3 separate regions of the Homo sapiens genome follow, and all the other regions are linked to region 1. A link is an interaction called in ENCODE POLR2A ChIA-PET data of the cell type or tissue named here. Cell type or tissue: MCF 10A. All regions are shown on one strand. Links, peaks and the distances in the headings refer to the core of each region. The heading gives the core; the rest is flanking DNA. Region 1 holds the start of ABCA12 (ATP binding cassette subfamily A member 12). Region 2 has its middle 54 kb from the start of ABCA12. Region 3 has its middle 5.3 kb from the start of LINC02862.

Evidence for each region. ChIA-PET counts read pairs that join two places held together with the same protein. Peaks named below come from ENCODE experiments on the same cell type or tissue, not always from the same donor. Only the 100,000 strongest peaks of a DNase experiment are listed, where the experiment ranks them.
Region 2: POLR2A ChIA-PET joins it to region 1 with 12 read pairs; 3 of 35 experiments call an interaction of 5 or more read pairs at or near these places.
Region 3: POLR2A ChIA-PET joins it to region 1 with 12 read pairs; 3 of 35 experiments call an interaction of 5 or more read pairs at or near these places.

What each region holds. Positions count from the first base shown.
Region 1 is chr2:215,132,916-215,143,212 of GRCh38, reverse strand. It overlaps ABCA12 (ATP binding cassette subfamily A member 12), which reads left to right and starts at 4,587. Exons shown (of 53, transcript NM_173076.3): 1 at 4,587-5,073. The coding sequence starts at 5,005. In MCF 10A, for the core only: no CTCF peak of the experiment used is centred there; DNase peaks (open chromatin) are centred at 5,232, 5,972 and 6,332.
Region 2 is chr2:215,187,418-215,197,714 of GRCh38, reverse strand. No RefSeq gene overlaps it. Among named protein-coding and RNA genes, the nearest start is that of ABCA12, 54 kb to the right of the region's middle. RefSeq lists a silencer at 5,942-6,142. In MCF 10A, for the core only: no CTCF peak of the experiment used is centred there; no DNase peak of the experiment used is centred there.
Region 3 is chr2:215,264,558-215,274,854 of GRCh38, reverse strand. No RefSeq gene overlaps it. Among named protein-coding and RNA genes, the nearest start is that of LINC02862, 5.3 kb to the left of the region's middle. RefSeq lists an enhancer at 2,942-3,490. In MCF 10A, for the core only: a CTCF peak has its summit at 4,830 (motif pointing right); a DNase peak (open chromatin) is centred at 4,824.

The DNA.
Region 1 (10,297 bases), core at 2,327-7,326:
AGTAGGGTGGATCACTTGAGGTCATGAGTTCAAAACCAGCCTGGCCAATATGGTGAAACCCTGTCTCTACCAAAAGTACAAAAAATTAGCCAGGCATGGTGGCACATGCCTGTAATCCCAGCTACTAAGGAGGCTGAAGCAGGAGAATCGCTTGAACCCGAGAGGCAGAGGTTGCAGTGAGCTGAGATTGTGCCCCTGCACTCCAGCCTGGGCGACAGAGCAAGACTCCGTCTCAAAAACAAAAACAAAAACAAAAACAAAAAAATATTGCTGATCAGTTAGTGCTTGAAAGAGACTTCTCAACTAAAATGTTTGATTATTGATTTGAATTGAAATTATTGACTAGTTCCTTTACCCCCTAGCCTTATGCTTTCAAAGTAATACAGTAGTAGTTGCACATACAAAATGGGAGGCTGAGGGGGGCGGATCATGAGGTCAGGAGTTCGAGACCAGCCTGACTGACATGGTGAAACCCCATCTCTACTAAAAATACACAAATTAGCTGGGCATGGTGGCACACGCCTGCAATCTCAGCTACTCAGGAGGCTGAGGTGGGAGAATCACTTGAACCTGAGAGGTAGAGGTTGCAGTGAGCCGAGATTGCACCCCTGCACTCCAGCCTGGGTGACAGAGCAAGACTCCACCTCAAAAAAAAAAAAAAAAAAAGGAAAGAAAACCTGTGTGTTGCTCAAGATTGAGGGGACAGATAACTGGTTGACTTATTTTTCTTATATGTTGGAATTTGAAAATGCTAGAAATGATCATTTTCTAGCTTATTTAATAAAATTAATCTTTTCTAAGATAGTTTTTGTTGTGCCCAAGAGAATGCATGCTATAGAAACCTTTACTATTGGGATATTCTTTTTTAAATTGCTCTGGGAACAGGCCAGTCATCAAAGACTAAAACACATGCAAAAATTGGCTCGTTGTATTTTTTCCATGAAGAAACAAGCGATAGTAGATAAATATATAGATTTGTCTTTTAAGCTGCTTAAGGTGTTATGAGGGGGAAAACATAAATTGAGAAGAAAAAAATACTATTTTTCATTTTCATTTTTCCTTTAAAATGGAGAATTGATTATTAAAACTTACATTGCAAAGAGGAGGAGATGATCTTTCTGAATACTCTACGCTATATCTTTCCATCAGTTTAAATAGGTTGGCCAAAAATTTCTAAATTTTACAGGCATCAGTTTTTTTTTCTTAGCCTCACAAGATTATAGCTACACATGTAGTAAAATTAATTCAACATCACCAGTTTAAGAAAATGATTACTCACCCTGAGTGAGTGGATGAATAATTCTTCACAAGATGGGAAATCACCCTGAAATTGCCATACTCACATGGCTCAATGTAAGATAATCAATTGATTTACAAACTTGGTCCCTGACATGACTGTGTTATTTGTGATGAGAAATTCCATGCCATTGAAATCACCTTGGAGGGATAAGGTGCTCTGTAACAGCTTGGAGTGAGCGAGACTTTTTAAAGCTCCCTTGAAATATGTCTTCTTTTCGGGTTTTGTGGATCAGATTTTTACCAGTTGCTTCTTGACACAATTCTTTTGTCTACATTATCATTGGAGTGTCTCAGTGCTGAAAACTTGAAAATCCTGAATCTGATACCTTCCTCACACCCACCTGCTTCATAGCATCAGCTATCAACCTCTTACATCGCAAGTGGATCTTAGGCAATGAGGTATTAGCAACTGGTGCCTCATTATGGTAATCCTTGGGTGGAGTCCCACCCTTCTTATAAAAGAAGGATGCTGTTATTTTTACCATGAGTTAGCTTCAATTTCCCAACTTGTTGCACATTTCCACCTAGGTTAAATGTGTGCACTTGCTGTGTTTTCTTACCCATGCTTGCTTTATTAGGGCCTGTTGGAGAACAGGTTTTGCAGACACAGAAACCTGGGTTCAAATTAATGTTCTGACACCCATTATCTGTGTGACCTCAGGAAGCTACTTGTCCTATGCATCTTCACGTATACAGCAGGTAAAATAATGTTGACCTCACAGGTCCTGTATGCAATGAGTATCCCATAGCACCTTAATGTAAAAGTCAGTTGATGGTAAAACAAACAAACAAACAAAGTTGTCACTGATGCTATACACAACAACCAGTGCTGAGACAAAGGAGTAAAATTATAATCTGGTTGCTGTTAAAATTTCTGAACTGTTTTACATCATCACTAACTCAATTCACTTGTTTTTTCTATTCAAAAACAGGGTTTCAAGTCTCAACTTCAATCAGTTTCTCATTCTACTAACATTTTCATCATCCCACAGCATCGGCTTTATCATACTCTATCTCTTAAGAAGAGTTTCCAGGAACTTTTCATTTTAAATCCGCAATATGACATCTCCTCCTCTTTGGCTTTAGGTCCCTAACTCTCCAACTTTATCTTCTACTACTTCAGACCAGCTCTTAGATTTAGTTGGGTCAGAATTCTCACCATTCAGGAATACAGAATTTATCTCAAAATTGTGGTGTTCCATGAGACTTGGTCCCTGTACTCAAGGGGCTCAGAGTATGGACAGAGAGACAGACTGACTATACTAGAAGGTAATAAGGGAGTTGGCTATCTGTGCGAACAAAGCTTTATGGGAAAACAGATGAAGGGGTGATTAATTCAGCCGGGGGTGGGGGTGTGGTGGGTGGAAGTGCTGGAAAAGGCTTCAGAGGGGAAGTTACACTTGAGTCAGTCATTTGAGAATGAGCACAATTTCATTTTGGGCAGAGGGAACAGCATGACCAAAGCCTGAAAGTGAACAGTCCTCATCTAAAGTATTCTAGCAGATGGCAGGAGGGAGGGCTGAAGGTGGAGAGACAACTGATGAAGCTGGCAAGAGCCAGGCTGGGAAGTGCCGTGAGGCTCTATGAAGAAGCCTAAAAGAGCAGCCTTCCTTCTCCTGAATTCCTGGAGCAACTACTCTTTGTGAACTCATTTTGGCCATAATTTTTCATGCGTGTACTTACAAAAAAATCTCTACAAGTGATTTATAGACCTGCCTAGAGAAACAGGGAAAATCCCTGATGTTCATTTGTTTCTCAGCTCTTCCTGTGAAGTGTAATACATGGGACTGGAGAAAACATAGCACAGAGATTAACAGTACAGAAACGAGGTTCGAGTTCCTTCTCTGCTGTTCCCACTGTCCTCACTGCTAACTAGGTGAAATCCAGCAAGTTATGGCACTTCTAAATATCACTTTCTTTCACTGAAAATGGGAATAATGACAGTTTCTATATAATAGGACTCCTAGGATGATTCAATAAGTCCTTAGCAAACATTGCTACCCAATTAATAGAATTAATTGACTACTTACTATGAGGCAGGACCTGTGCTAGATTCCTTTTTTTGGAGGGGGGATGGAATCTCACTCTTTTGCCCAGGCTGGAGTGCAGTGGCGCCATCTCAGCTCACTGCAACCTCTGCCTCCCGGTTTCAAGCGATTCTCCCTCCTCAGCCTCCCAAATAGCTGGGATTACAGGTGCCCACCACCATGCCTGGCTAATTTTTGTGTTTTTAGTAGAGACGGGGTTTCACCATGTTTGCGAGGCTGGTCTTGAACTCCTGACCTCAAGTGATCAGCCCGTCTCGGCCTCCCAAATTGCTGGGATTACAGGCATGAGCCACCGCACCTGGCGAAGGGAGAACTCTTAATGCTTTAACGGATTTTGCAAGTAAAGTCTGGATTAGTCAGGGTAGGTGTGAGGATCAAAGGGGAGCTTCACCCTACTAGCCTTGGCTCCAGTAGTTTATTCAATTACATTCAGCAGCAAGTATTGAACACTAATGATATGTAAAGTACTGTGATATAAAATAGTCCATGTCCTCAAATAATTTATAATCTTGTAGGAAAAATAAGACATACACAAATAAAAATAATGCAAAAACTTTAAGTTCCTTGAGAGAGGGCAACAAAGAATGATTCAAAGGCAAGAGAATCTATCCTATGGGATATATCCAAAAAGGCTTCATTGAAGATGTCAACTTGGGGATAACTTTGAAAGGCAGGATCTTAGAGAGGGAGGAATGTATCATGGAAAGAGGAAATAGAAATGTCTTGGATCAGCCTGTGTCCCCTTTCACTATAAGAGCCTGAAACAATGTGGCTTGTCTGTAATAGACACGTGAATCTCCACTCACGAATTGAGGGACTCCAGTTTGTAATTTATGTCCCCTACAGCCTACCTTTCCTTTTCTGCCCTGTGCTTAACCTAGTACATTGTGATGAAAGGTGGGACCTGGCCAACATAGTTTCTTCCCCCAAAATCGAAACATTCAACTTTAGGTTAAAGGTGGACACTTTCCCTAGTATATCTAATGATGGGCTGAGGCTCAGAGCTTTGCAGCTAAGCTCTGGCCTTATTGACTTAAATCATTTTAATGACACTTTAATATTAAAGAGTCACTGGGCCCAGTGTCTGTGAAATGCTCTCTGTGCCCTGCCTCTGCTAGAGCAGACACTGTGTGCAGGAAAGAAGACAAGAGAATGTAGGACAAGTCCTACTGGCCTTGCAAAGGTCCCACCCCCTAGTCCCTGTGACGCATCCAGTGCAGGTGACATGTTCTCTAAGGTGTGGATAGGCAATTAATTTCATGGAGAGTAGGAGGTGTGGGTTCAGCTGCTGCTTTTTTTTTTTTTTCAGTGAGGCATTATCTGAATGATGCTCATTCTCTCTTGAGTCTGGACTTCGTGCAACAAGCAGCAACTGGATATTATTTTAAAATAAGCATAAGCCACCCAAAGATACTGATCTGGGTCCTTCTTTTGGAAGAAGAGTTGATTGAGAAGTGCCTCTTGGTTAAGGATTAACCACAGGGAAAAATCCAGCAGAAACAGAAGAACTGTGGGTTTCTTACCCCAGCCCTCAAGGAAGCTATGCCGTGAAAGGGGTACTGATACACTGACATACAGCAAGTTGGACGGGGCATCAGTTCTTCATTTGTGGAGTGGAGAAAAGAAGAGGAAATCTCTCATTTGGGGCATTTGAAGGATGGCTTCCCTGTTTCATCAGCTTCAGATCCTGGTCTGGAAAAATTGGCTAGGTGTAAAAAGGCAGCCGGTGAGTTAAAAAAAAGTGTGGGAGTATGGGTCATGGGGCAATACGCCAGGTAATCCTAAAATGTGATCTTAATGAGAAGTGAAAACAGAAGAGTTTAAAGGCATTTTCCAAAGCAGGAAGTAAGATATTTAGAATTCATCCCCCTATCTGTCTTATAGCTAATGGAGCGAGTCTTAACATGCCCCCAAAAGCAGCCTTTTCATTTCAGTAAATTAAAGAGTAAACCAGGACATGCCCTGGGCAAAAAAAAAAGAACATGACTCATTACTGGCTGAACTGGAACGTTGAATTCTGGTTTCAAGCCAAAAGGCTTTCAGAATTTTTCTTAATGTAGTTAAAAATGGGATAGAGGAAAGAAAAGTATTATTTGAAATGTACAATAAATGGGAAGAAATATACTGGAAAACTGAAAGCCATAGAAAGTTTGGTTGAAAGGTAAAATACAGAACAGAAATAGTTTGAAGGCTATTAGTATAGAAAAGCTACTGAGAAATTTTAGTATCTAAAAATCATTTACTGGGAATACCAAACAAGAGTATGTATATGTGCTATGTTTTAAGAATATTATTGAATCACTTAGCTTTACTACTACAATCTATCTTCTCTTGCTCATTGCAACGTCTTTTTTGTACTCTTACATTAATGTTTGCGTTCTAATTACAAAGTTAGCTATTAGATCCTCATCAGATGGCTCCCAGGATGATTGAGAAAGGAATTGGTTTCTGGGAGTTGTTATATATTCAGAAGAATGTTTGAAAATCGGGGAAATCCAAAAAGGTATTCAATATACTTTATTTTAAAGTGGTAATTCCCAGCCTTGAATGAGTAATGTAAATATTATGCAAATAATATGCATCACACAGAAACCAGCACTTTATCTATGCACCTTATCTCGCTCCAGGCTTGCTTGGATTGCCTGACACTTTACTTGAGTGTTTTGATGTGTGTAGTAAGAGGAGGAAGTAGATGTTCATTTACCCTTGTGAATTTTGTGGGTAGGGTTTTAAAATTCTAAGGCATGTGATTGCATGGGTGTGGGGTTTGAATATAAAATTATAAACTCATTCATGTTTTTATTTGTTTTTTAACTGGAAAAAAAAAAGCACAGAAGAAAACCTCCCCATAATTATCATGTGGTTGATTCTGTGTGGCATAAGCAGGGAAAGGATCCTGGGTGTGTGGATGTGGTCATGTGGTCAGAGCATGCGAGTTGGGGCCCCTGCCACTGCTCCTCATGTAACTTAAGTAGCTTAAGACAGTTTCTCTAAGCACTGTTTTTCCCACCATGATGTGGCATGATGAGTTAGACGTGACATGATTAGTTAGATGTGGCATGAAGCCTGCCACATCTAACTCATTGGGGGAAGTACCAAATGTGCTAATGTATTTCAAAGTGCTTTATAATACTGACACACTTAGCAAATAGATTAGTGAGGGATTTGAGGCAATGTGTGTCATATTTTATGCAGATTAATAATGAAAGGAAATTCAGGAGAAGATACTGTGGGTAAAAGGAAGAAATCCACGTACAGTCAAGTTTGTAAGTGATAAAAATTCAATAGCTAAAAACAAAAACACAGAGGAACTAAAATCTGTACGTGTTATTGTCAATAATCTGAATGCTGAGGTCTGTTTCTTTTACAACTCTATTTTGTGTAAAAAAAGTTATAGGAAAAAAAAACACCCAAATCTCAGGTGAAGATGTTTGTTTTTCATTGAGAAATTTTATCTTTAGAAATTTTAATGACAAATTTTTTTCCTCATTTTGAAAGTAGTAGGTATATCAATTTTCTCCTTTGGGGTTTCTCTTCATTTTAGTCAGTGTTTGTGGACATGGTGAAATATTTAGGGGAGATGTAAGTCAGATATTAAAAGTTTTTCAAGCATGACACCTTGCATTATTCCCATCTAGTCAAAACCCCTAAATAAACTCTGGTAACTATACTTTTCCTAGGGAGGGAGAATACATGAGCCATTAGTTCATTTTGGGACAGGGAATGATTCAGATCTTAAGTGCACCTTAAACAAATGGAAACCAGAACAGATAAGTCTTCACGGCAGAGTGAGGTCAGAGAAAGTCCAAAATTTGGGACAATACAGAGGCCAACCTGAATCCATTATAACCAACCAGAGGGACAAGAGAGACCTGTAGAAGATGGTGATGCAAAAGGAAAAGGAAGGACAATTCTGAGTGGAGGGGGAAAGGGCAAAGAAAGAGAAATTTCCTTCACAGTTTCGCCTAGGGTCAGCTCTGTCTCTCCATGTTGGGAAAAAGACTTGAAGACACGTGTGGGAAGGATATATGTGCGATGGCATTACACTTAAAAAGGAAGAGAGGAATAAGAGGTTGGAAAGTTGGAATTAAAGATCTAAAGGGGGATAAAATGAAAAAAATTGTCTAAAGAGAAATTATAGGCAAATTAGAAGACAGACAAAATGTGAAATGAAGGTACATATGAATTTGAGGAGAAGAGTGTTTTTGTAGGAACTAGACTTGGTTATCCATCAAATAATAATTTAAAATGCAAGCATTTATATTTCTACATTCATAATCATTCTAAAAATTGTACTTTCAAAGTATACTTTTACTCACAGCAAAACAGAAATTAAGCTATGGACACAGGAAATTTATAGTCCTTACTTAATGGTAAAGAAAAATGGAAGCATCACCACCATGACAACTTTGCCTAATATTTTTTAGAAATTCCATCACAAAGCAAGGTGGTGGGAAGACTAATTCAAAAGAGAAGAAGTTAAGAATCTATTAATGGAGAAACAAATGGCACATGAAAAAAGCAAAGGAAAACAAAGATATAGTAAAAATATTAAGGTAGATTGGAGATAAATGAGGAAATGTGTTGATTATAAAAGTATATGCTGGGGCTGGGCGCAGTGGCTCATGCCTGTAATCCCGGCACTTTGGGAGGCCGAATCAGGTGGATCACTTAAGGTTAGGAGTTCAAGAACAGCCTGGCCAATATGGCAAAACTCTACTAAAAATATACAAAAATTAGCTGGGTGGGATGGCAGGTGCCTGTAATCCCAGCTACTTGGGAGGCTGAGGCAGGAAAATCGCTTGAACCTGGGAGGTGGAGGTTGCCGTGAGCTGAGATTGTGCCACTGCACTCCAGCGTGGGTAACAGTGAAACTCTGTCTCAAAAAAAGAAAAATAAATAATTTTTTTTTAAAGTATATGCTGGCCAGGTGCAGTGGCTTATGCCTATAATCCTTTGAGAGGCCAAGGCAGGTGGAAGACTTGAGCCTAGGAGTTCGAGACCAGCTTGGGCAACATGGTAAACCCTGTTTCTATTTAAAAATACAAAAATTAGCTGGGCATGGTGGCGCATGCCTGTATTCCCAGCTACTTGGGAAGTTGCGGTGGGAGGATTACCTGAACCTGGGAGGTCAAGGCTACAGTGAGCCTAGATTGAACCCCTGTACTCCAGCCTGGACAAAAAAGTTTGACCCTGTCTCTCTCTCTCTCTCTCTCTCTGTTTGTCTCTCTCTCTCTCTCTCTCTCTCTATATATATATATATATAGAGAGAGAGAGAGAGAGAGAGATTATATATATACACACATATATACATATACGTATATATGTACATATATACGTATATATACACATATACATACGCATATATGTGCATATATACGTATATATACACATACACATATGCATATATGTACATATATACGTATATATACACATATACATATATGTACATATATACATATATACACATATACATATATGTACATATATACATATATACACATATACATATATACACATATACATATATATGTACATATATACATATATACACATATACGTATATATGTACATATACATATATACACATATACGTATATATGTACATATATACATATATACACATATACATATATATATGCTAAAATAGAAAATGAGAAGAGAATTACAAACAGCTATACAATCCGAGAAACAGGATGAGAATAGCATAAGCTAAATATTTAGTTTGGCTATAAAAAAGGGAATCTTTAATTTTGGTGGTGACTTCCCTCAAAATTATTCTTGGAGTAAATGTCTCTCTCTTTTTTTTTGTAAAGTAAGATATCAGAATTCTGGAATATTGGGACATATCTAACTGACTTAATTTTACAGGGTCCTAGAATGCTCAAGGGACTTGTCCAAGGTCACACAGCAAATTTAAAGCTCAAAGTCAGATTTCTTCAAGCATGAATTTATTCTTTCCATCACTTCCTGATGCTTCTCTATTGCTGCTGAGTTGAGTTTTTTCTCTAACATTCTCTGATCCCACTTAACACTTAGCCCACCAAAGAACAGATAATATCTGCTAAGGAGGCCTTGGAAATTGATGATTTTTAATATCTGTGGTAATATCAGTTCTCAATTGTATTGCCAAAGAAATGAATACTAAAGGAAAGTAAAGAAAAATACATTAAGTACTAATAGAAATGTTAGGTAATAGAGAAAGCCAACCAGGTGCAGTTGCTAACCTGCTGGGCTTGTAATTTAACTTTAAAAATAATGAAATAATGAAGAAATATTCCAGCAGAGATGGTTAGCAATAGGAAGGCTTACCTAATGAGATGCTAGTTAATGACAGGGAAGAGTCCTGGGACAGCAAAGAGATTGCAGGCTGAAAGACTAGATAATATAAGAGTTTGTCTTCCATTAAGATGACGAAGTCTATGAGAAGTATGAGATTATGTAAAGTGACCAAACCTACACATTATTGGAATTCTTGATAGAGAAGGAGAAAAAGTAAACAACTTGAAAAACATATTTTAGAGAATAATTCAAGAAAATTTCCCCAATCTTGCTTGAATGGTAGACATCCAGATATTACCAGAGATTCGGATAAATTTAGAGAACACTTGTGAGAGTTCATACAAGCCAAACGTCACCAACTCATGTAGTCACCAGATCATCCAAAGTCCATACTAAAAAAAAAAAAAAAAAAAAAAAAAAAAAAAAAAAAAAAATTAAAGCCAGCTAGAGAAAAGAGTCAAAGCACCTACAAAGGACAACTGGTTAGACTAACAGTGGACTTCTTGGCAGAAGCCCTGTAACGGAAAAGATGAGGATCTATTTTTAGCCTCCTTAAAGAAGAAAAAATGCCAGCTGGAATTTTATATCCTGCCAAACTGAGCTTCATAAATGAAGGAGAAAGTCTTTCCCAGACAAGAAAACACTAAGAGAATTTGTCATTATTAGCC
Region 2 (10,297 bases), core at 2,650-7,649, 54 kb before region 1:
GAAGAAGAATTTTAGAAGTGAGGATATAAAGAATATTTCATTGGGTCTACCAAATTGATTCTCTGTGAAATCTTTCAGAAATGAATTCTCTCTCTCTCTCTCTTTCTGACTTTTTGTTATATTTTGGCTCTTGTTATTTTTGTAGTGATATACTAATTACATTTAAAATATAATAATTGAGCTCGATAGCCCCTGTTGTTCCAGAAATTTCTAACACACTTTATTGTTTGCCAGAGGATTAAATATAATTGTTGTAACTCTTTCCTTGAAGAAATAGAAGGTAAAATGATTTGCACACAAGGTCACTTTTTCCAATATGTAACTTGATAGCCATTCCTACAGTGTCTGAAGTTAAAGAAACTATTTTAACAAAAATTGAGCATCCTGCTACATATAATAAACTCTGCATTGAAATATGTTCTCCAGGCTGGCCAGGCGCAGTGGCTCACGCCTTTAATCCCAGCACTTTGGGAGGCCGAGGCGGGTGGATCACAAGGTCAGGAGATTGATACCACCCCGGCTAACATGGTGAAACCCCGTCCCTACTAAAAGTACAAAAATTAGCCGGGCGTGTCGGCGTGCGTCTGTAATCCCAGCTGCTGGGGAGGCTGAGGCAGGAGAATGGCATGAACCCAGGAGGCGGAGCTTGCAGTGAGCCGAGATTATGTCACTGCACTCCCAGCCTGGGCGACAGAGCAAGACTCCGTCTCAAAAAAAAAAAAAAAAAAAAAAAAAAAAGAAATATGTTCTCCAGGCTAATTGCAGATTCTGAGATACTTTTAGACTATCCAGAAATTTTTCCATTCTGGCAATTTGTTACATATAGATTCAATCTGAACCTTCAAATTAACTTTTCTTTTAAATTTATTTATTTTTTATTTTTTTATTATACTTCAAGTTCTAGGGTACATGTGCACAACATGCAGGTTTGTTACATATGTATACATGTGACATGTTGGTGTGCTGCACCCATTGACTCGTCGTTTACATTAGGTATATCTCCTAATGCTATCCCTCCCACCTCCCCCCACCCCATGACAGGCCCTGGTGTGTGATGTTCCCCATCTTGTGTCCAAGTGTTCTCACTGTTCAATTCCCACCTACAAGTGAGAACATGCAGTGCTTGGTTTTCTGTCCTTGTGATAGTTTGCTCAGAATGATGGTTTCCAGCTTCATCCATGTCCCTACAAAGGACATGAACTCATCTTTTTTTATGGCTGCATAGTATTCCATGGTGTATATGTGCCACATTTTCTTTTTCTTTTTTTTTTTTTTTGAGATGGAGTCTCGCTCTGTCACCCAGGCTGGAGTGCAGTGGCACAATCTGGGCTCACTGCAAGCTCTGCCTCCCAGGTTCACACCATTCTTCTGCCTCAGCCTCCTGAGTAGCTGGGACTACAGGTGCCCGCCACCATGCCTGGCTAATTTTTTGTATTTTTAGTAGAGATGGGGTTTCACCATGTTAGCCAGGATGGTCTCAATCTCCTGACCTTGTGATCTGCCCGCCTCGGCCTCCCAAAGTGCTGGGATTACAGGCGTGAGCCACCACGCCCAGCATATGTGCCACATTTTCTTAATCCAGTCTATCGTTGATGGACATTTGGGTTGGTTCCAAGTCTTTGCTATTGTGAACAGTGCCGCAATAAACATATGTGTGCATGTGTCTTTATAACAGCATGATTTATAATCCTTTGGGTATATACCCAGTAATGGGATGACTGGGTCAAATGGTATTTCTAGTTCTAGATCCTTGAGGAATCGCCACACTGTCTTCCACAGTGGTTGAACTAGTTTACAGTCCCACCAACAGTGTAAAAGTGTTCCTGTTTCCCCACATCCTCACCAGCACCTGTTGTTTCCTGACTTTTTAATGATCGCCATTCTAACTGGCGTGAGATGGTATCTCATCGTGGTTTTTAATTTGCATTTCTCTGATGGCCAGTGATGATGAGCATTTTTTCATGTGTCTGTTGGCTGCATAAATGTCTTCTTTTGAGAAGTGTCTGTTCATATCCTTTGCCCACTTTTTGATGGGGTTGTTTGATTTTTTCTTGTAAACTTGTTTAAGTTCTTTGTAAATTCTGGATATTAGCCCTTTGTCAGATGGGTAGATTGTAAAAATTTTCTCCCATTCTGTAGGTTGCCTGTTCACTCTGATGGTAGTTTCTTTTGCTGTGCAGAAACTCTTTAGTTTAATTAGATCCCATTTGTCAATTTTGGCTTTTGTTGCCATTGCTTTTGGTGTTTTAGTCATGAAGCCCTTGCCCATGCCCATGTCCTAAATGGTATTGCCTAGGTTTTCTTCTAGGGTTTTTATGGTTTTAGGTCTAAAATTTAAGTCTTTAATCCATCTTGAATTAATTTTTGTATAAGATATAAGGAAGGGATCCAGTTTCAGCTTTCTACATATGGCTAGCCAGTTTTCCCAGCACCATTTATTAAATAGGGAATCCTTTCCCCATTGCTTGTTTTTGTCAGATTTGTCAAAGATCAGATAGTTGTAGATGTGTGGCATTATTTCTGAGGGCTCTGTTCTGTTCCATTGGTCTATATCTCTGTTTTGGTACCAGTATCATGCTGTTTTGGTTACTGTAGCCTATAGATTCAATGCCATCCCCATCAAGCTACCAACAACTTTCTTCACAGAATTGGAAAAACTACTTTAAAGTTCATATGGAACCAAAAAAGAGCCCGCATTGCCAAGTCAATCCTAAGCCAAAAGAACAAAGCTGGAGGCATCACACTACCTGACTTCAAATTAACTTTTAAAGCATGAGTGTGACTAGCCAACCAGCCACTGCATACATATATATATAAAATCAGTTTGTAAATGTGAAAGACTGTAGGGAGAAATGGCAAGGAAGGATGAGATCATCAGAAAGGATTGAGAGAGTGCAGATATTTTGTAGTTTAGAACTTTAGAATAAAGCAGCAATCTACGTTTCACTGCAAGCTAAGAACTATTTACACAATTGTTCAATTAAAATTGAAATAATGTTGTAGTTAATCTTCTACATTTAGGAGCTTTATTATGGAATTTAAAATCAATACGAGTGAAGTTCAAGAGAGGGCCATTGCATGAACATGTTGGTAATTGTAAAAAGTTCTGCAATAAATCCCTAAAACACGAAAGTTTTCACTATTTACAAATGAAGCTGAGATAAAAGCTAATATAGGAAAATGAATCTGTATATAGAATTTTTGAAACCTAACTTTTGAAGCAAATTTGATATCTTTCAAAAAAAATCTATCTTTCCTTTTACATAACCCTCACCCTCTACTCATTTAACCCACAGGCCAAATTCCTCTTTGCTGTTTCTTACAGTTAAATTTCTTTTTTTTCTTTTTTCTTTTTCTTTTTTTTTTTTTTTTGAGACAGAGTTTTGGTTTTTGCCCAGGCTGGAGTGCAATGGTGGGATCTTGGCTCACTGCAACCTCCACCTCCCCGGTTCAAGCCATTCTCCTACCTCAGCCTCCCAAGTAGCTGGGATTACAGGCATGCACCACAACAGCTGGCTAATTTTTTGTATTTTCAGTAGAGATGGGGTTTCACCATATTGGTCAGCCGGTCTTGAACTCCAGACCTAGGGTGATCTACCCGCCTCAGCCTCCCAAAATGCTGGGATTACAGGCGTGAGCCACCACACCTGGCCTCTTAAGGTTAAATTTCAGAGGTACCACTTGGTGAGAAATGGGGAATTTCTTCCCTGGGGACCATGGCCAATTAAGTCTTTCTGGTTTGTTCCTTCAACGTTCTTTTGCTTCCCAACGAGATAATTTTTCTCTCTCTCTCTTTTTTATTTTTAAATGGAGTTTCCCTCTTGTTGCCCAGGCTGGAGTGCAATGGCATGATCTTGGCTCACTGCAACCTCTGCCTCCTGAGTTCAAGCGATTCTCCTGCCTCAGCCTCCCGAGTAGCTGGGATTACAGGCATGCGCCACCACCCCCAGCTAATTTTGTATTTTTAGTAGAGACAGGGTTTCTCCATGTTGGTCAGGCTGGTCTCGAACTCCCAACCTCAGGTGACACACCCACCTTGGCCTCCCAAAGTGCTGGGATTACAGGCTTGAGCCTCTGTGCCCGGCTGATAATTGTTCTCTTACTAGATCAAGTGCATGTGTTTTTATCCTATAAGGGTTATACAGCCTGGCCTACACAGAAAGCCTGAGAAAGCCCGTTCCAGCTGCTGTCATTCCTTTTCCCCTAACCTCTCACAGGGCGGCTTATGATGTCTTTGCTACTGAGATTAGTGTTCTGTTTTTTTTTGTTTTTTTTTGTTTTTGACTTGAACATATAGCTTGGTGAGTTTTTTTTTTTCTCTTGATTATGAAGATTCCTTACAGTGCTCCTTTGGTTGCTGTGTTTTTTTGTTTGCTCTAAGATCAAAGCTGAGATTTTTCCAACATTGGAAAAGCAGGGTTTTTTCTTTTGCAAGTACTACGGACCCAGCCACTCTGCCATTTTATTCTGTTTTGGGGAAATCTTGGGCTAGTCCTCCTCCCATTATAAGAACATAGTGTTTGTTTGGACAGGTTTCCTGAGCTGAATTGCCGTTTGGTCACTGAAGGACACACAGATCTGCTTCTGCTCTTCCACCAGGAGGATAAACAATTAGCACAGAGCCCACCAAACGATCAGACCTAGGTTCATTGAATTCACTATTTGTAGACCATTTGAGAGGAGTTGCTCCTAATTGTCTAATGAGTTAGTCTGGAATTAAATACAAATGAATAATTTTTTTGGAGTGGTCATTTGTTAGCTTCATTTGCTTCTGTTTTGATTCAATTTTGGGATTCATTTTTTCATATTCTTTTTATTTTATATCATTTTGTATATGCTTCAAAACAGAAACATATATTCAACAGAAGTTCTCACTCCTATTGGCCCATTTCCATCTATCTATATAGATAACTATTGCCATTAGCTTCTGGCTTACTTTTCCTACGTCTCTTTCTGCAAAATTAGCAAATATTTGTGTATGTGTGTGTTTCTATATATATTTGTTTTCATTTTTCCTATATAAAAGGCAGCATACTATATACATTCTATATACACATAGCCATATACTACACATGCTATATAGATCACAATATGTATTCATTAACAATAATAATCTCAGAGATCTTTCTTATACTTTTTGCTTGTTTCTGCATAGTACTCCATTATGTAGATATTGTAGTAAAGATTTTTGGTCAACGTATCCCCAAAGAAAATTTACAGTCATGGAAATTGCACCTCATAAAAGTTGTTAAATATTAAAAACTTATGGAGAAGCACATTGGAAAAATTAGCCAAAGTTAGAATTGGTAGAAATAAGCCATAAAAAAAACAAAAGCTAAAACTTCACATGGTAAGGTTTATTATTGACTAAAAACTAATATCAGAATCAACTCTTAACAAAGTTTAGATATGTCAAATTTGATGTGGGGAAATTGAGCTTGTTAGAAGGAAGAGCTGCCAGAGAAAAACCACATGGTGGAAGCCATAATTGGAAAAATATTATGTTTTCAAGAAATCCAATCGAATAATCATAGTCTCAGAGTAATATTTAAGTTAGAAAGAATCAATGTCAATAAAAGTAATTTCAGTTACATTAAAGATAAAAATGAAAAAAACAAACTGTGCTTTATAGAAAATTGATCAAAGAATCAAATTGGCTTAATGGAATGAGCTCTAGAAAATACATTCTTGATGAAAATTAAAATCGATCATGTTTGTATAATTCTGCTTAAAATATTTTATACAGGATCAAAATATCTACTGGGTCCTGAGGTAGAATCAAAACAATGTGTATGGATGTGTCCTGGGCTGCTTTTCCACAGTCCTCCCCTTGATTTTTTTTCTTCTTCTCTTCTTTCTTTCCGTCTCTGGTAGTCATCAATGTGCCATTTTGGAGCTGCTTAACTATGCATCAATTAGGCTTTTCTTTGAAGTATTATTTTTCTCCTTCCCATTTCCTACTGACTCAAAGTGTCCTCCCTCTTCAGATTATGGGTGACCCTCTCTCCTCCCTCTCTCCTCCCATCCTGAGTCACCCATAATCTTTGCTGACATTTGTATACGTCACATATTCATTGGCATGCTGAAGGGAGCACCCAGTTGTCCTTGTGAGTGCTCTCACCACCTTCCTTTGAAACCTATCTTGACCTTTCTGGCTCCCTGCTTCTTCTCCTCTCTTTGCCCTAATTTAAACTCTTGATACCCTGAAATTTAGCCCAACTCTGGCTGGGACCAGTTGCATTCCTGGTTGATTAATTCCAGGAGCTCTCAGTGAAGTGCTCCAATGACTAAGCATCTCATCAATTCTGCTGCCAGTTCCATGCTGGTATTGTGTCTTGGTGTGACAATTGTGTTTAGGCTTGTGCCTTGATAAGTGTTCCATAGTGTGCCCTCATTCCAGATTCTGTATTCTTTTTTTGTCTGGGTTTCTGTTTTGAGAGCATGTTTGGTACTTGTGTTTCACTAAGACTGCTTTGTCCGCCTTCTTAAAGGGCTTAGTGCTGCCCTTGAACTCTAGCCTCAGATCTAGGACCCTGTTTCCTGTTTCCAGAGTTTCTTGATGTCTATCAGCCACCAGCCTGGCTAGACCTCTGAGTATTACCTACTCCTGATCACCAATCTCCAGGTTCTCCCTGTCCACTGGAACCACCATTTATCTTTCATTGAACCTCCCAGGCATTGAGCATTTGACTAGACTCCTTACTCATGCACCCACACTCTTCTCCAAGTAGGTCATAGTTCAAGTTATGCTTCTTTCCATTCCTTGACAATGGCACCACTCTTTAGCACCTGCTCAATTCTGGGAAGTGATTTCCATGTCCAAGTCTCAAATTAAGCCTTAACTTCAAATTTCAATTTTGACAAAAACTTTATTTAATTATTAATAAATTATTATTAAACTATTACTACTATATAACTAATTAATATTATATAATTATTAAACTAATTATTATTAAACTATTATTTAATTACTTAATTATTCCACCATTCTTCATTCTTCTACTTTTTCTTTTCTTTTTTTTGTCTGAGACAGGTTCCTGCCATCATGTTGCCCAGGCTAGTCTCAAAATCCTGGGCTCAAGTGATCTCCCACCTTGACCTCCTAAAGTGCCAGGATTACAGGTGAGCCACTGCAGCCAGTCTCCACTCTTTTTTGAGTTTATTTCTCAATATTTAATCTATTTTGGGAGAGTTTTTGTTGTTTTGTCTACTCTATATTGCTCTTAAGTGTCCTTAAAGTAAGAAATAAGTCACCTACTACCTGTCTCTGTCAAAAAATGTCCTATCATGATTGTTCCTCAAATGGAAAGGTTATACAATATTAATCTATTAAAAACTTGCTATGCCTGGGCACGGTGGCTCACGCCTGTAATCCCAGCACTTTCGGAGGCTGAGGCGGGCGGATCACAAGGTCCGGAGATCGAGACCATCCTGGCTAACACGGTGAAACCCCATCTCTACTAAAAATACAAAAAATTAGCCGGACGCGGTGGCGAGCGCCTGTAGTCCCAGCTACTCAGGAGGCTGAGGCAGGAGAATGGCTTGAACCCAGGAGGCAGAGCTTGCAGTGAGCCAAGATAGCGCCACTGCACTCCATCCTGGGTGACAGAGCGAGACTCTGTCTCAAAGAAACAAAAAAAAAAAAAAACAGAAAACAAAAAAAACTTGTTATTTGCCTGGGCACCTGGGGTACAAAGATAAATAAGACATACTCCTTGTCCTTAAGGAACTCACTCACTACACAATTACAATACAATATAAGTTCTACCAGGTGTGATGTGTAAGGAACTTTGGGAGGACAGAGGTGAGTTTGCCTTGCAGTGAAACAATCAGCAAGATTGTTAATGACAAATAAGATGTAGTCCTTGTCCTTAAGGAACTTACTCACTACACAATTACAATACAATATAATAAAAGTTCTACCAGTTGTGATGTGTAAGGAACTCTGGGAGGACAGAGGTGAGTTTGACTTACCTCCTTTGCAGTGAAATGATCAGTGGTTGCCTAACAGCCAATTTGAGCTAGTTCCTAAAGACTGAGTAAGAGTTTGCCATAGGGGGTACTATATGCCTAACAGAAGAAACAGGAAATGGAAAGGTACCCAGGCATGTCAGAGCATGGCCCATTCCACTGGAGGAAGCATGAATAACTTGGATGGCTCCAGTATAAGCAGCATTGAAATGGGAGGGGCAGGAAATATGGCTAGAGAGACAGGTTGAGGACCTCTGATGAAAGACCTTGTATGCTATGCTAAAAAGTTGGGACCTGATTCTACAGGTGATAGGACTGCTCCCTGACAGTTGAGCAATTCTTCAACTGCCTTATGGAATAATCTAGTCCTTCTTGACTGCCAAAAAATTTATTCACAGTGTTTTAAGAAAACAGTAGGAGTTCAGTGCTCTGAAAGTTACATAAGGCTGGTGTGATTCTTCCAGAAGGCAGGTGCCATGGTAAATAGCTCTACAAATATATTTTCCCACATTTTACACACAAATATTTTTCCTTGTTCTGTGGATACCTTGTAGAAAAATACACCTTAAAGTATAGCTTAGATCTCCCTGCTCTTCTATTTATTTACTTGTATTTGAATTTTATGGTGAGTATAAATTTTTTCTGGCAAAAGTCACCTTTGTGTGTGTGTGTGTGAGAGAGAGAGAGAGAGAGAGAGAAAGAGAGAGATTAGAAGAGCTTCCTGATTTAGGCCGGGCATGGTGGTTCACACCTGTAATCCCGGTACTTTGGGAGGCCGAGGTGGCCAGATCACTTGTGTTAAGGAGTTTGAGACCAGCCTGGCCAACATGGTGAAACCCTGTCTCTACTAAAAATACAAAAAAGAATTAGCCAGGCATGATGGTGGGCACCTGTAATCCCAGCTACTTGAGAGGCTAAGGCAGGAGAATCTCTTGAACACAGGAGGCAGAGGTTGCAGTGAGCTGAGATTGTGCCACTGCACTCCAGCCTGAGTGACAGAGCGAGACTCCATCTCAAAAAAAAAAAAAAAAAAAAAAAAGAAGAAGAGCTTCCTGATTTGTCAAAGTCCATTTTGTTTTTCTCAAAGCTGTTTTGATTATGCATGACTTCTTCCTTGACTTACTGTTAGGACAAGCTCTCAAAATTTCCTGGCAAAAGAGTAACAACTTTAATTATATCATATGGTTCTGGAAAAGGAATTATCTGTCAAGTAACCATGAAAATATTTTCAAAATTCTTTCTTTTCACAAATATTTTTCAACAGCTGTGCTCTAGAGAAGCATCAAAAAAAGTACTCCTGAGAATGGTTGATTTTCTGCTTTGTTTGTCCCTGTGCATCTTGCATCTTAGTGAAATGCAGCAGGACAGATCACTTCCTTTTTCAACATTTATTTAGCATTTACTGTGTATACACAGGCACTGGTGAGCTCCTGGAGCAGGGTGGGAGGTTTACAAAGAAAAAGGGTGATTCCTCCTTCTAGGGCCATTGTGATATCTATTAGTCACTTCCTCCTCTGGCCTATCAGCTTGTGGCTGCTTCACTCCTGTGGTCTTGGCCTTGCATTCTCCCTCAGAGGACAATGCTTGGGCCATGGAAGCCTGTTGCCAGGACTAACCCAGAGCAGAAAGTGCATGGGGGCACTTATATCCACCAAGGGAGGCTATAGCCAATGACAGATGGAAGGGACTTGATCTGAAATTACTTCTGTGTCTGGCTTCTCATTCTCTCACTTGCCTCCTCCACTCCCTTTCCAGTTTCTCTTGGGAGCACTGGGGGCAGTTTGCAACTTGAGACAGTAGCCATGTATATCACTCAGGTTCTCCAGAGAAACAGAATCAATGGGCTATATAGATAGATACATAGATAGACATAGATACATGTATGCATGTATACAGATACACAGTCAATTATTGTTACTCACAATTCATAGTAATTATGTTCTATTATGTTGCTGCGAATACTGAATTAGCAAATATTGAATAGTCGCTTGTATGAATAATAAGAAATACAATGGCAAATACAGGGTTGGATTCATAGAGTCTCTCTGTCCACAACATTGTCATCAATTAATCAAGATATAACCTTGCTTTATGTGTGTTTCTTCTTAAAGACACCTTACTTAATATAGTCATGCACTGATTAATGATGTTTCAGTCAACAACACACTGTCTATATGATGGTGGTACCATAAGATTATAATGGACCATATATAGAAAAGTGATATATGGCACTTGATATTGGCATTGCACATCAAATAGAGGAAATGATTAATATTCAGTAATGGTGCTGGGATGTTTGGTTTTCCATATGAAAAATTAATATAAA
Region 3 (10,297 bases), core at 1,826-6,825, 130 kb before region 1:
GGGAAATTTCCCCAAATGTTTTACTCATATATAGGTGAAATAGCTAGTAGTTCCCGCACTGTGTATGATCATCAGAATCATAACAATGCAGTTTTAAAAATATGTTAGAACCAACTATAACTGCTGACTCTATTATTGTTCAAACTATTTCTAAGCGTTTTCTCCCCTCCTCATTGGTTGATTCCAACACCACAGGGAATGGAGGCTGCCCACAGCCAGAGTCTTTAGGGAAAGGATAGAGTCAGACTGCTCGGTCTTTCCTATCAGCAGAAGGCCACACTGGCTGCTGTGCTGTTCTGGGCATAGTCAGCATGATGATTGCTTTGAGAGATTTAGAATTGGCATTTCTTTAGCTGTTGCGCCTTCTTTCACACCAGCTGAACAACAGTTCTTAAAATGTGGCCCAGAGACTCCTACAACCATTTCAGGAGGTCTGCAAGGTAAAAGATCTTTTCATAGTAGTACTAATGTTATTTGCTTTTTTCACTCCCATTCTTTCATGAATGGGGTTTACAGTGGCTCCATAACGTGTAATGATATCATTGTTCCGATGCTTAATGGAATGTGTGCTTCTGTGCTCTTCGTGTATTCTTGTAATACCAATCTTAATTTCAAATATGATAAATATTGACAGATAGAGCCTGCGTAAACTACAGCCGTTCGGAGTCTGTAATATTTTTTAAGAGTATAAAGGGGTTTCGAGACCAAAAAGTTTGAAAATCACTGCTGTAGAAGAATAAATTTAGTTAATTGTGTCTACAATGAAATGTAGAGGCAATTTGGCCTAGGAGATTTTTCTTTTTATAGCGTCCAAAATGCTATAGTAGTGGGGCCATGCCGTGGCAAGGAAACATTCTCCTCTGGAGTGCCCAGAGGAAACACAGCCTTGCTCAAGACGCTGAAGGACTTCTGACCTTCAGAAATGTAATAAATCTGTGTTGTTTTAAGCCTTGAAGCTTTTGGTAATTTGTTACAGCCACAATAGGAGCTGAATATAGGCCAGGTGCGGTGGCTCACACCTGTAATCCCAGCACTTTGGGAGACCGAGGCAGGCAGATCACCTGAGGTCACGAGTTCGAGACCAGCCCGGCCAACATGGTAAAACCCTGTTTCTACTAAGTATAAAATTAAAAAAAAGCCAGGAGTGGTGGCGGACACCTGTAATCCCAGCTACTTGGGGGGCTGAGGCAGGAGAATCCCTTGAACCAGGCAGGCAGAGGTTGCAATGAGCCAAGACCATGCCATTGCACTCCAGCCTGGGCAACAGAGTGAGACTCCACCTCAAAAAAAAAAAAAAAATAGGATACAAATACAGATCTGTTTCAGAGAAAACAAAGACTTGTTGAGCACCTGCTAGGCACCAGGCCATGAGCAAAATTACATAGTCAGGGCTTACAAACACTAGGATTCAAATTCAGGTTCACCTGCATTCAGAGACCAAATCCTTTCCATGAATCTTTTTTTTTCTTTTTTTTTTTTGTCCCCATTCCAAAAGAAAAAATGTTCTATGGTAAAAGTGGTGCTATAAACTTTTGATTTTCTCTAAGGACAATTGTAGAATTTCAGTGCATGATCCATATTGTCAGAGATCATGAATATTGCTTAGGTCCTGATGGCACCTTGATCGTATGCCCTTACTTGACTACAATCTAGTCGATATGGATAGCACTGTGGGTAACTTTACAGGCACTCAGTGTGTTCCCCTGAGCTAAAGAAAGGAGGTATTTCCCCCACGTTACTCCCTGTATTCCTAACTATGAATCAACTCTCAGGTTAACTGCAGCATACTCATTTACTTCTGAAAATGAAACATGAGAATTGTTAAATGTCAAGCTCTGCCTCATGAGAAGGAAATTCTAAAGTGAATTCTTATTCAATATGGGTAAGAGAAGATTAATTGCTTTTTAAAAATTTGGTGATGAAACATGCTGGTTTTCTAGTCTAAAGGAGAGTATTTACTTATATCAATATTCAACACCAGTTGATTTGTAGGAATATTTTTAAGGCAAGATTGGTTTGAAAGCAATTAGGATGGATAGAATTTGCTTTGGAAGGTAGCTTAAATGTAAGCAAGGCATCAAAATAGCTTAAATATCCAAATATTCAGAGATGTAATTCAGAGGTTTCAGGAACATCATGTATTTGGAAAAGCCAAGTTGATAGTTCCACGCCATGAGATGGTGATTCATACAAGATGTCTCCATCTTCATTTTGCCTATTATCTTTCCCCCAGTTCTACACTGTTCCAAGGGTATATGCCAGTCATTTCTGAGTTGATATTAGGCCGGGACTCAAGATCACCAAATCCCTAAAAAACCACTTACAGTCACAACCATGTCTACTAGATTCCCCATAAGAGACACAATCCATGCCTTGATGGTGAGGCCTGGCCTGTGCACACTGTTTATTACTGTTTGGGTTTGGTGCCAAAATCCTTTTTGGAATTCCTAGACCTGGCGAATTGTGCTGGACTACATAGGGCTGAAAACATTCCTATGTGTCTTTTGTCAGAGGCCTAAATGAAGTTCCTCCAGATCTCACTCTAGTGGCAAAAAAAAAAAAAAAAAAAAAAGAGAGAGAGAGAAATCCAAAGAAAAATAGAATATAGGTGGGATGGTTCCCTACGCCCAAAACCTAGACACTCTACCCCAGGCCAGGCCTTCCTGTGGCAATAGGAAGTGGGGTGTGGGTGGTTGGTGAGAAAAGGCCGTTGGAGGAGTTCATTACTAGGTGGAAAGCAGGCCTGTCTTAATTGCTAGAGCGGCAGCTGGCGGAGACATCATTTTAATAAGACAAGTCCAAAATGACAGAGTCTCTAAAATCCCTAATCCAACTGGAGAGCATAGTTAGAGAATAAGCTTCTGCCTCCTTTTCTTACCATGACATTAAAAGTTCCACGCTCTGCCTCAACACTGTGGCCCAATAAAGATCCTCAGAAATTAATGTTGCTTCTCCTTAGGTGTCAAGGACAGGGAGGACTGGAGCTTTGATCTGACCCCATAGGCCAGCAGTGTATATTACCCCACAGTTAGCTAATGTTATGGTCATAATTTACCTCCTCAGGCCTGCCTGGGATCTGTCAGTTTTATCAATGGGGAGGTGAAACAGAAGCTGATCCTCTTCCCTACCAGCCTTCCAGATTGCCTGGGCTGCTTCATTCCTCCAGCATTCCATTTAAATCAAGGCAGGCACAAGACCTGCTGCTTTGCATTGTGATGGGATGCACCTGACAGGTAGCATCTGAGCACTCTGGGATGCTATGCAGCAGTGCAGCTACAAGCATGAATCAATTAAGTGGCGATTAGGTTCAGACTCTCAAGCAATGACATAGTCGGCTTCACACTGACTTTGCTATACATAAAATCCCCAGAAAGAATAATACCTTATCCAAACTTTCATTATATCTGGTAGTAGAATGAATATGGATCGATAATAAATTTTGTTCCAATATAACATTAGTTTCAGAAGAATTTTCTCCTTCTTTCCCTATCAAGAAATCAAATTATGGCCATAAAAATAAAGGCTTATCTACTTGAGGACTCTGTGAAGAGAACAATGGTTTGCTTTTTAATATTAACATTTTAGCTTGTATTTGAAAATAAGCTTGGGTGATTTTATACAAGAGAGAATTAAATATGTTTCTCAGAACATGAACTTACATTTGGATGTTTTGGAAAAATAACCTTTTTTACATGACAATGGAATTAGATCTTATAATAATTTCAGGTTTTTGAATGAAACCTTTTAATTTTGGGGTATATACCAACTTTATAGATAAGAATGGAAAATAAAATAATGAAAATTCATTATACATCTGCCACCAAGCTTTATTAAAATAATATGCCGTATATGCTTCAATAGTTTCTGAATAAATGATGCAGTATAAGCATAACTGAGGCCACCTTCATTTTTCCCCATCTCATTACCCTTTCTTGCTCTGAAGGGTAACAACTCTCATGAATTCAATGTTCACTATTCCATAGTTTGCATATTTTTACTATATATACATAGAAACTATACAGTATTATTTTGCATACAGTCATTCTGTACATGTCCTTCTCCAAATTGATTTTTAAACTCACCATTTCAGACAGGATTTTTAACCTATGGAACCTGGGATGTGTAGAGGTATATAAAACCCCAAGCCTTTAATTTAGGATGCAAGGCCTTCAGGTGTTACATGAACCCCTGAAATTATAGGTACATGCACTTTTTTTTGAGATGGAGTCTCACTTTGTTGCCCAGGCTGGAGTGCAGTGGTGCGATCTCAGCTCACTGCAACCTCTGCCTCCTGGGTTCAAGCGATTCTCCTGCCTCAGCCTCCTGAGTAGGTGGGATTACAGGCATGCACCACTATGCCCGGCTAATTTTTGTATTTTTTAGTAGAGACGGGGTTTCGCCATGTTGGTCAGGCTGGTCTCAAACTCCTCACCTCGTGCCTCAGCCTCCCAAAGTGCTGAGATTACAGGTGGCACATTTTTTTTTTTTTCTGAGAAGAAAGTCCACAGCTTTTCTAAAATTCTCAAGTCCGTCTTTGACCATAAAAGAAAAGAACCACGAGATGGAATCTTCTTTCTTCAAAATGTTGAGATTCCATTAATGTACAAAGCTGTATTTCTAACCATGATGTATGATTTTTCTTTATTTTATTCTGCGTGTTTTTTTCTAAGTCTCTAGCATTATAGAAAATTGATTATTCTATTGGTTGGCTGATTTTTTTTTTTTTTTCCTCTTGGCTGGCTGGTAGAATGGGAGGTGGTCAGCACGTTTTGAAGGCCGGGAATGACTTAAAAAAATTGTAGACACCACACTGACCGCTAGAGGGCACTGGCACAACTGCAAAGAGTGTCTTTTTTTTTTTGAGTATAGGACTATAAATGCCAGAGGAGCCGCTTACAAGATCTTCACATATTTATTTATCTCTGTTTACAGATTTCTTCATCGAGCTTTTAATATGTTTTAAAACGTTGGTGTTCAAGTTATTTTAATGTTATCAGACTCATAAAACAAATTTAAAGCAAGCCTGAAATAAATGAAGTACACTACAGCGGATCCTTGCTTCTTATCTAGTCATTGCTAAATATTTAAGACATCAACTGCTGGTCAATTTATATCTTTATTAATAAAAATAGATAACATGATTTAAGAGTTAACATAGAGAAAGGCTTTTCATTTAAGACTTTACTAAAAAATGCTTTGTCATCGTTTATGCAACTGTTGTACATATTCACTCTTTGGGACTGTTTCACGCTTTTCTTTTCCCAATTAAGAAAAAGGCTGTAGGCATTTTGCTGTGCTGCTGGGACTCTGGCAGAAAGCAGTTATTTCACGGGAGACCCCTCCCACCCCCGACTTGCTTTTCTGTGTCTACTGAGAGAGCTAAAGTAGAAAGGGATCAATTTTCCTTCTCCTAAATGAAAACGACTCAAGGGCTTTTTATGTGCTAACTGCCAATTGCCAATTAAGAGCCAAAAAAAAAAAAAAAAAAAGGCCAACCTAAGCCAGTGTTTTAATACCAGCACATTAAAATAACTCATATTTATAAAGCACTTTACAATTTACAAGGAATGTTTACCTACAAGAAAATAACTCATATTTATAAAGCACTTTACAATTTACAAGGAATGTTTACCTACAAGCCTGACAATAAACTCCTTGAGATAAGAAAGTTAGTAAATGGTTATTTCCAATTTATGGATTAAAAAACATATGCTTCTAAAGTATTTCATGATGTGGACTACTTATAACTTTGGCTGCCACTAGGTAATATTGTTAAGAAGTGGCAGAGTAGACACTTCTCTGATGGTTTTCTGATTTCTAGTTTACTATGAGTCTTTTCTACCCCGTTTTCCATTTTCTTCTTTACTCATTTTGAATAAATTTCTTTTGGGGGCTTAATCTATAGGGTGGGGTCTTTCAAAATATTATTTAATTCATGTTCTTTATTTTGTTTTATATTCCCCTAAATTTTAGTGTTTTGTTTTGTTTTGTTTTGTTTTGATGGAGTCTCGCTATGTCAGGCTGCAGTGCAGTGGTGCGATAACCTCTGCCACCTGGGCTCAAGCAATTATCCTGCCTCACCCTCCCAAGTAGCTGGGATTACAGGCATGTGCCAACATACCTGGCTAATTTTTGTACTGTTAATAGAGACGGTGTTTCACCGTATTGGTCAGGCTGGTCTCGAACTCCTGACCCTCAGGTGATCCACTTGCCTTGGCCTCCCAAAGTACTGGAGTTACAGGCATGAGCCACCACACCTGGCCTAGTTCTGTCTTAACCATGATCTTGATACAGTCTCAGGATTGCCAAGTGAGTGTGTAGCTATTTGTTAATTTATTTAATCTGTTGAACAAAATAAGGATTCCCCATCTACATGGAGCTTACATTCTAGAGAAGGGAGGACACATAATAAATAATAAAGAAGGAAATTATATTATGTGGTAGAAAGTAAGTACCAGCAGAAAGAAAGAAAGAGGAAAAGAAAGAAAGGAAGGCAGAAAGAAAAAAAAAGAGAAAGAAGAAAGGAAAGAAAGAGAGGAAATATAGAAAAGAGAAAAAGAAAAAGGAAAAAGGAAAGAAAAAGAAAAGAAAAAGAAAAAAAGAAAAACAGCAGGATAAGGAATACAGAGTCAGGGATGGGGGTTGCAGCTTTAACTAGGTGGGCCTTCTACTGGGAGGAGGCAGGGAGAGCAGCTAGAACACTGGCCCTCAGGTCAGAGGGAAGCTGGTGTGGAGAGGACCATGAAGGAGGAGGCCAGGATGGCTGGGGTGGAGTCCATGGAGGGGAAAATACCAGGGCAGGCAGTCAGAGAGGTGCCATGTGAGGGCAGCCCATGAAGAGAACTCATGGGCCTCTGTGGGGACTTTTGTTTTTACTGAGCTCAACGGATGGCCAGAGTGGAAGAACACTATTAGAGCAAATATTTTATCAGGATCACTCTGGTTGCCTTGCAGAAAATAGACTGTGTATGTGAGTAGGGGGAGAGGTAAGTGTCAAGGAAGACAAGCAGTTGATAATGAAAGCAATCCAGAGGAAGAGGGATGGCACTCAGACCAGGGTGCTGGAGAGGTGGGAAGCGGGCTGCTTCTAGATACGCTGCCAGGTGGGGCCAACTCAATTGCTTGATGGATTGAATGTGTGGTGTGAGAGAAAGAGAAGAGGTTAAGTATGGCTTCCAAGCTTTGGGCCTGAGCAACTGGAATCATGGAGTTGCCCGAAACTGAGAAGAAGGCCGTGAGTAGAGCGGTTGGGGGCAGTGGGGCGCAGGCCAGGAGTTTGGATTTTTTTTTTTTTTCTTGTGACGGAGTCTCGCTCTGTCTCCCAGGCTGGAGTGCAGTGGCGTGATCTCTGCTCACTGCAAACTCCGCCTCCCGGGTTCCTGACATTCTCCTGCCTCAGCCTCCCGAGTAGCGGGGACTACAGGCGCCCACCACCGCACCCGGCTAATTTTTTTTTTTTGTATTTTTTAGTAGAGACGGGGTTTCACCGTGTTAGCCAGGATGGTCTCGATCTCCTGACCTCGTGATCCACCCGCCTCAGCCTCCCAAAGTGCTGGGATTACAGGCATGAGCCACCGTGCCCGGCCTTTTTTTTGTTTTTTTTTTTTTTTTTTTTTTTTTTTTGAGACGGAGTCTTGCTCTGTTGCCCAGGCTGGAGTGCAATGGCACAGTCTTGGCTCACTGCAACCTCTGCTTCCTCAATCAAGAGATTCTTCTGCCTTGTCTTGCCAAGTAGCTGGGATTACAGGTACCTGCCACCATGCCCGGCTAATTTTTGTATTTTTAGTAGAGATGGGGTTTCACCATCCTGGCCAGGCTGGTCTTGAACTCCCGACCTCAGGTGATCTGTCCACGTTGGCCTCCCAAAGTGCTGGGATTACAGGTGTGAGCCACCACGCCTGGCGAGTATGTATTTATATATGAACTTTAAGATGCTATTAGACATGCAAGTGAAGAAATTGATTAGGCAGTGAGATTTGAGAGTTTGGGGCTCGGGAGAGAAGACTGGGCTGAATGAGGTGCAGGAGTCATCAGTGTTCTAGGTATGCAACTGGACGTCATGAGAATACTTATTCCCAAGCACTTAATGTTAAGAGGACAAGGTGAAGAGGGGGAACCAGTGAAGGAGACAGGAAAGGATCAGTGGTGAGGCAGCAGGACAGCCAAGAGGGTCTAGTGTTCAGGAAGAAAGAAAGGAGAATGGATAGAAGAGCCAGCAACTGCCTGTGAAGCTCCATGCCTAGACTCTGCAACCCTCAGGCAACTTCCACCCAGAAGCATGATAAAGTGGCCTTGCACTGTGGAAATTTTCCTCTGAAAGAAAACAGGTGGGGACATTTATCTCATTCCGGTGGGGACATTTATCTCATTCCTACTTCCTCCCCCGCATCAATCACAGATTTGCTTTATTTAAAAAAAAATCTTAGTATCAATTAAATTTTACTATCTAAGAATAAAATGCAGTAAAGAGAAATGTTGAAATGATGTAAACCATCGGACCTTCTGCACTTTACGAAATTTGATACTTCCTTCTTATGCATGTGTCATTTGATTATTTCAATAGTCTCTCAGATTGGAAGAGCTTGTATGATCCCATTTTATAGGTGCAAAAACTGAAGCTTAGAGATATTATTTGCTGAAACTGCTTTTTTGGCCTAGTAAGTATTACAGATTTCCGCAAAGCATATATTTTCATAATGTGCATTTGGGACTAAAATTTGAAGCATACCATAGCTATGTGAAGACTGACAATTTTTTCTGACTTTTTCTCACACAGGGTACTTTATAAAGACATATTTAAAAATATTTATTCTTGACATTTTGGAAGAAACTTGGGGAATTTTCACCCAGAAAATACAATCCTTTTACATTTAAAATTCATAGGAAGACAGTTGTAATATATATATAGGAAATTCTTCTTTGTAGGGCAGCTTTGCAAAAGTTACCAAAATCTGAACTTTTGTATGTCCAACTTTGATCCAACAATTCTACAACTAGAAATTTACCTTAAAAAAATCAGAGAGAAAAGAGTTAGACTAAAGTATATTTGTTACCTAAAAAAATTGGAAACAACCTGAATAAATGTTGTCATATCAAGAAAATGGGCCAGGCACAGTGGCTCATGCCTGTAATCCCAGCACTTCAGGAGGCCGAGGCGGGTGGATCACTTCAGGTCAGGAGTTCAAGACCAGCCTGGCCAACATGGCAAAACCCTGTCTCTACTATAAATACAAAAAATTAGCCAGGCACGGTGGCAGGCGCCTGTAATCCCAGCTGCTGGGGAGGCTAAGGCAGCAAAATGGCTGGAACCTGGGAGGCGGAGGTTGCAGTGACCTGAGATTGCACCATTGTACTCCAGCCTGGGCAACAAGAGTGAAACTCTGTCTCAAAAAAAAAAAAAAAAAAAAGAATGCTGCAAAACTGAAAAATGATGCAACACAACATTTAATGACTGCATAGCTAAGTAGGAGAGGAAAGCAGGTTGATAAGCAGTATGTATGATGTCGCCCCATTTTTATTATAAATTATATCTATAAATTGAGGAATAACTGGAGGTCCACAAGCTTTTTCTGTGAAGAGCCAGATAGTAAATATTTTAGGCTTTATATGGTTCCTATTACAACTACTCAGCTCAGTTGTAGTGCAAAAATAATCGCCCACAGTATAGGCATAGCTGAATTCAGCCCCTGGGGTACATAGTAGTTTGTAGACCCCTGCTCTATCATTGTAAACATTGATTATCTCTGGGAGCTATAATTCTAGATTTAATATGCTTTGTTGTTTTTGCTTCTCCACAAGGTCGTAGATCATTTTTAAATTTCTTATAAAAGTACAAGATTTGATGAAATTATAATAAAGCATTTAATTATTTTTTTTGTATTATTAAGATAGACTATTGTTAGTAATTCAATCCGAATAGGATTAGGTCGCATAAATATTACAAAACTTTTATCAGAAGAATATATTAAAATAAAGGCAACTGTTGATTCCTTGGATACTGAGCATATTCTTTTATAGCCTAGTTATGATGTTTTATTTTCTATGCAATATGTGCTCAAAAATATGATTATTTTAATATTAGCTTCAAAAAAATATAATTAGAAATTAGGAAGTTTGGTAGGACAAATAGAGCTTGCATTTCAAATAATTTTCCAAAGACTTCTAGATTTTGAAGTGTGTGTGGCGTTCTTTGCCTCACTGGAAGAGAGAACCGGTCAATTAATTGTGTAACTCAAATATCTTCTGGAGCTCTTAGGCCTTCCAGCCTTGTCAGTGGTGTACTGGTAAATGTTTAACA